Linked DNA regions of Homo sapiens: region 1 is linked to region 2. The links are chromatin loops, found by intact Hi-C in ENCODE. Cell type or tissue: A673. All regions are shown on one strand. Each heading gives the region's core, and the rest is flanking DNA. Links, peaks and the distances in the headings are about the cores only.

Region 1 (2,921 bases), core at 321-2,820, 68 kb after region 2:
ATAGAGAGAGGTCAGGACTAGGATTTTTTTTTTTTTTTTTTTTTTTTTTTTTTTTTTTTAAGGCAGAGTCTCGCTGTTGCCCAGGTTGGAGTGCAGTGGCGCGATCTCAGCTCACTGCAGGCTCCGCCCCCTGGGGTTCACGCCATTCTCCTGCCTCAGCCTCCCGAGTAGTAGCTGGGACTACAGGCGCCCGCCATCTCGCCCGGCTAATTTTTTGTATTTTTAGTAGAGACGGCGTTTCACCGTGTTAGCCAGCATGGTCTCGATCTCCTGACCTCGTGATCCGCCCGCCTCGGCCTCCCAAAGTGCTGGGATTACAGGCGTGAGCCACCGCGCCCAGCCAGGACTAGGAAATTCTTATGGTGTTCATGGGCGGGGTGATGCCAGGGAAGAGAAGAGTAAGTGGGAAATGGGATGGAGTTGCTTCAAGGAGATGCGACCACATTCCTTTGACTCCACCTAAGCGAAGCAGATCAACCCCATTCATATAAAATCCTGAACCTGAAACTCTGAGTAGTTGGAGTGCTGGTGGAGTGGGAGCAGACTGAAGACTGCCTTTCAGGACACCACCTTATTCTCTACACTGGTTTGCCACTCACGACCCTTTGACAGGGAGGCATTACCTTGTTAGAGGAAGACAGATGCAAGGAGACTCTCCCGGACTGTTGGCCGCTGACCCTTGGCATGACAGTAACCAGAATGCTTTCCCACTTCCTGCCTTCAACTGTTCTTGCTATGCCACCCCACCCTCTGCCGCAGGACACTCACTCATCACCACCGGGAGCTGCCGATGGATTGCTCCATGCCCTCCAGCACTGGGTACTCATTCTTTGTCACACACTGCTTCCTGGACTTGCCCTATAAAGCAAGATAATGCTCCTGCGGAGAGGAGAAAGAGCTCAAAGTGATTGTTGTAAGGGAATGCAGAGGAAGCCTCCTATTGACTCCTCCATTCTCATGTTTATGGACCACCTTCCGGTCTCACATACGGCCATTTCTTTCCATTGAGGACAGAGACACTGGGAAAACACTCCTGGAGAAACTGCAGAGTAGGGGCACATCTCATAAAAATCTACCTTGTGTCCAGGATGAGACTGTATTTCCTCCACGCGCCTCAACCTAATTTCCTGTGGATTTCAGATCATCTTTTATTTCCAATTATGCTGCTGTTCACATTATCGATTTGGAGGATACAAATGTTGAATGACAAGAGAGGGAGAAGAAGGAGGGGGGAGGAGAATTCCATTTTGCCTGAAGGATAAGATACTCGAAATGCCACCCGCACAGCCTCTCTGAAGCGTTCATCAACGTGGCAGAGGCTGGCTCAATTATCTTTGTGTCAGATGATTATCTGAGAGCTTAATTTAATCTCCATTATCCTCCCCCGTCATATTTCAATTAAATCTGCTATCAGAGTGTTAACACATCTTTGAACCTGCTATTTCTTCAGTTAATTTTCCACTAAGAGGTGCTGGAGAGTAACAGATGTCATAATTATGCAATTATTAAGTGTATTTGACACTCGTTCTCTCAGGATTTTGTGGTTAGGGTAGGAGGGTTGGAAAATTAATCTGATGACAATATGCTTCCGTTGTGATCCGTAACACCACTGCAGGCTGGGGGACTGTCCTCCCGCTGTTTCCGAGGCTGCCGCCAAGGAAGATAAAGGATTAACTGATTGTGCGTCAGATTCGTTTCACTTTTGTATGTCTGGTAAATTGGATGAGTTCATTAGGCTGAGCAGAACACCAGAGGCATTTTTTTAAAAAATAAAAAAAAACCTTCTTCAAGACCTCAAGAAGTACAACAAGTACATCTCAGGGAATATGGTAAAGTTATCAACTATAGAGTTAAGGGCAGTTAATCTTGACTTTAAAATCTTGGGTTTTAGTTGGGAAATGAATGCCAAAGAATTGCATGACCTTGGTTAAGTCACATCCTCTCTCTGAGCTTTGGATCTATGAGGAATGAGCAGGCTTGATTCCATAGTCTACTACCTCTCCCAGCTCTACCACCCCCTGGAAATTGTTACAAGCTGTCTATTCCCTCTCCTCCCTCAATATAATCTATACCTATAGCTATTTAAATCCTCAAATTTGTTAAATTCGAAGCCTGAAAAGATGTCTCTATCTTTTGGTCTATAGTACATATTCATTAAGACCAAAAGCTCATCAGGTCTTCAAAGCCTGGTTTTGACATTTACTAGCTGTGTGACCTTAGACAAATTGCTTACCCCCTCTGAGCTTCAGTTTCCTCCTCTATAAAATGACAGTTATGATGAAATCTATTTCCTAGGATTGTTGAGATGATGAGCTAAAATTGTATTAGTCATAGTCCATTTCTATGTGTCTGTCTGGCTCATGTTCACAAAAGGAGTTGGAAATATATAAGGGAAGTTGAAGTGAGGAATGGATATGCAGACTGCATGATTGTAGATATCCTTGGAAATTTCTTTCTGACATCACATAAGGGCTTCCATAGTACTAAAGAACATGGTTGTGTCCTTGCAGGCTTGAGAGGTCATGCGGATGACAGCTTTGTCCTTAAGCACAGAGGGAGGGGACCTTCTCATGCATACTACCTGCTGCTGGGACAGTGGGGCTAGGAACCCAGTTCTCCCTTCTCCTGGTCCAGGGACTTTTCCTCACTGTACTTGGCCTCTTAATCCATGTGAATCAGTTTACGTGAACTCTGAGTCACCAGTCTGCCAAATCATTCTCAGACCTTTTTCTGCTCTTCATCAAACCTAGAAATTTTCTACCCTATTACTCTTCCAGTGCTACCCATGTGGGGTGAAAGGTAGATAATAGCCACCTACAAGCCAATGGACATGCCTATAGGCATTGCCTGGAACTCTTCTTTTAAGGGAAATATTATTTGGAAGCCAAATAGATAAAAATAGGTCAAAATAAAAATGCTCT
Region 2 (2,921 bases), core at 115-2,614:
TTTAGCATGTATTGGAAAAACAGTTTCTAATATAAAATTACCGACAACTGGAAGTTATCTGCAAAATTTTATACCTAAGTACTTGCAGATGTAATTTATTTTTCTGACAGCACCGCCTGTGTAATGAAAGTTGCTTTTAATAAAACATGAATGCAGTTAGGTTTTGCCAATTAGGTTCAGAGGAGTTGTAATCAGTCTGATTCAAGTTGATACGTAGCTCCTTAAATTCAGCACTGACCCATAGAATGGCTTCAGAATTTCTAAAGTGTTTGTGAAAGATGAACTCCCAAAGCTCCAACTGCCCAGGCAGAAGGGAGGTGGTCCTGGCCAACTCAGGACAGATGCATCCCAAAGGGACTACAGTGGTCGTGGCTATAGAAAGCCATGTGTACTGGGTTGGGTGTTAACACAAGATTACAACTGACATGAAAATAAGCCCATTCTCCATTTCATTTTATTCATGAAAACATGAGCAAACGTCTAATGCATGCAAACATCTAATAGCCATAGATCAATTATCATTTTTACACAATCAGCCAGAAGACAAACCCTGGTTCCTTCTATGTTAGCACACTTCTTGATGCTCGGTGAGATTTCAAGATCTATAAAGACATGTCCTGTCACCTTGAGCACCTTAATAACCTGTCATCAGAAGAAAAAATGCAACAAAATGAAGTTTTGGGGTCTAGAATGAGGTCATCAGTATTTTGAACTTTTCATTTGGGTCCCTGAAGTCTTATATTCAACAAATATTTGTTGTTTAAATATTTGCAAAACATAGAGGTCAAAAGATTTGAAGCATTAGTTGGACTCAGCCAGAGACCTGTTTCTAATAGTTGCTATGTTTTCATATTTAAAAACAGTAATAATAATTATTGCCCTGCCTAACTTATTGGAATGTTGGAATGACACAGTATAATGATTTTAAGGGAAAGTGCTTTGAAACTTTAAACGCACTATGCAAATGTCAGTTACTGGTAAGTACTGGGAATAAAATAGAGGGCTCCTGTCAGTCGGAAATCTTATAGGTTGGTTGAGAAGGATGGTTTTTTGCCTCTTGGGTTTCAAGTTCCCTGCTAGGTCACAGATTAAAGCATTTCATAGGCATGATCTCATACCAGTCCCACAAGGATGAAGAAATTGATGCCTGGGATAGTGCAGACACTCAGGTGAATGGTTGAGATAGACTCTGATACTGCATCTATTTTGCTCCAAAGCTCATCTGTTTCATCTGATGACTTCATTTGCTCCCTCATGAAGCCAATTAACAACAGAAGAACCTAGAAGTGTTCTGCATAAATGATGCAGACATAAATACCGTGGGGATATCAAGGCATTGCCTCCCCAGAGCTGTGGTTAAGTGCACACTTTGTCAGCTCTTCCTTCTCTGTTCCAGCCTGCACAGAGTTGGCAAGAAAAGTTAGTATTTTCTTGGTATCTGCAGCTGGTACTCCCCAGACAGGAACTGAAACACGCCTAATGGTGATTCATTCATTCTCAACTGAGTTTCTTCTTTCCTGTACCCCAGGGCACTTCCAGGTTCTGGCCCTGAAACGGAAGTCTATGTGTGAAAGAGACACACAGAGGCAGCTTCCCAGCTATTTTCATCTCAGCTGGCTTGCCAAAGCCCCATTTCAAACCTCTCTCCTCCCCCAAAGTCACTGGAATATCAATCACAGTAAAGGCGTGTTGCATTCCTTAATGGTAACTCCGACTCTTGGTTTGGCATTTAGATAATGTCCCTACTATCTGTCCCTTAAGCAGACAATAGGGACAAAAGATGGAGACGGGTTGGTTCCCTGCAAAATCAGAGACTATAGTGGTAAATACATTTTATTGTCTTTTAGCTTGTTTGGCTGAAGCATCTTGAACCCTCCTAGAGTTGGCACAAAGCATTTTTTCCAACTTGAAAAGCATTTTTTGTTAAGTTTATTTTTATAGGTTTGAAATCATACTTCTTGTTCAGTGGCTTTTGAGGGACAAGTATGAATAGCAGGAGACAATGGATTACAGAAATATTTAAATTGGCATGAACAGAATGTGAGCTGGAACTAGGATGAGGCGAGTTGGAAAATTATGATATTTTGTATATTGAGTTTCTTTGCATTAATTTTAATTTAAAAAATTATTGCATTAAAGTATTATTGATCTTGATTACTAGGTATTTTGGTACCTCTGTAAAATTTGCACCTTGGGCAAGTATCTTACTGGCCTCAACCTAGTTCCGTCCCTGCATAAGACACGTTTATTATGCTACCCATGGACCTGTGGACTTCAGAAGACATTTTGTGGCTCCCTTGAGTCAACTCAAACAGGGCCCTGTTGGAGCAGGATACTACCTCCCTCTTCTCCAAAAAACGACCCATGCTCTGCTTTCATAACAGAAAATTATTCTGCATGTCTGCTCTGGGGTATAGAGGAAGAAAGTATGCCATCTAGGCTCTGTGCACGAGCGCGTTCAAGCCGGCATTGCTCAAACTTTAGCACGGATATCAGTCACCAGGGACCTTGTTAAAAGTGTAGGTTCTGATTAAGCAAGTCTAGGATGAGGCTTCAGATTCTGCATTTCTAGCAAGTTCCCAGGTGATGCTGATGCTGCTGGTCCCTAGATTATATAGTCCCTGGTAAGCCAGCGACTATAGCAGTAAATATATTTTATTGTCATTTAGCTTGTTTGCCTGAAGCATTTTTAACCCTCCTGGAGTTGGAATGAAGCATTTTTTCTTACTTGAAAAGCATTTTCTGCTGAATTTATTTTTATAGAACCTTTGAATAGCAAGGGTCTACAAACTGGTGGTTCATGGGCTATGTCCACAAACATGGTTTGTTTGGACCAGATTTTTTTTTTTAATTAGCCAGATAGTCACCTATTCTTTAAAAAACCTCTGGAATATCTAGTAGCCTTGGACCAGCCTTTCTGC

Evidence for each region. Hi-C counts contacts between places; a loop is a spot of excess contacts. Peaks named below come from ENCODE experiments on the same cell type or tissue, not always from the same donor. Only the 100,000 strongest peaks of a DNase experiment are listed, where the experiment ranks them.
Region 1: it touches region 2 in a loop (2.3-fold over the local background); 2 of 110 quality-filtered maps call a loop at or near these places.

Annotation. Positions count from the first base shown.
Region 1 is chr16:51,636,267-51,639,187 of GRCh38, forward strand. No RefSeq gene overlaps it. Among named protein-coding and RNA genes, the nearest start is that of HNRNPA1L3, 8.0 kb to the right of the region's middle. RefSeq lists enhancers at 368-957, 958-1,547, 1,004-1,862 and a silencer at 672-966. In A673, for the core only: a CTCF peak has its summit at 1,448; DNase peaks (open chromatin) are centred at 905, 1,605 and 2,295; H3K4me3 peaks cover 630 bases; H3K27ac peaks cover 2,030 bases.
Region 2 is chr16:51,568,251-51,571,171 of GRCh38, forward strand. No RefSeq gene overlaps it. Among named protein-coding and RNA genes, the nearest start is that of HNRNPA1L3, 76 kb to the right of the region's middle. In A673, for the core only: no CTCF peak of the experiment used is centred there; a DNase peak (open chromatin) is centred at 1,531; H3K27ac peaks cover 1,769 bases.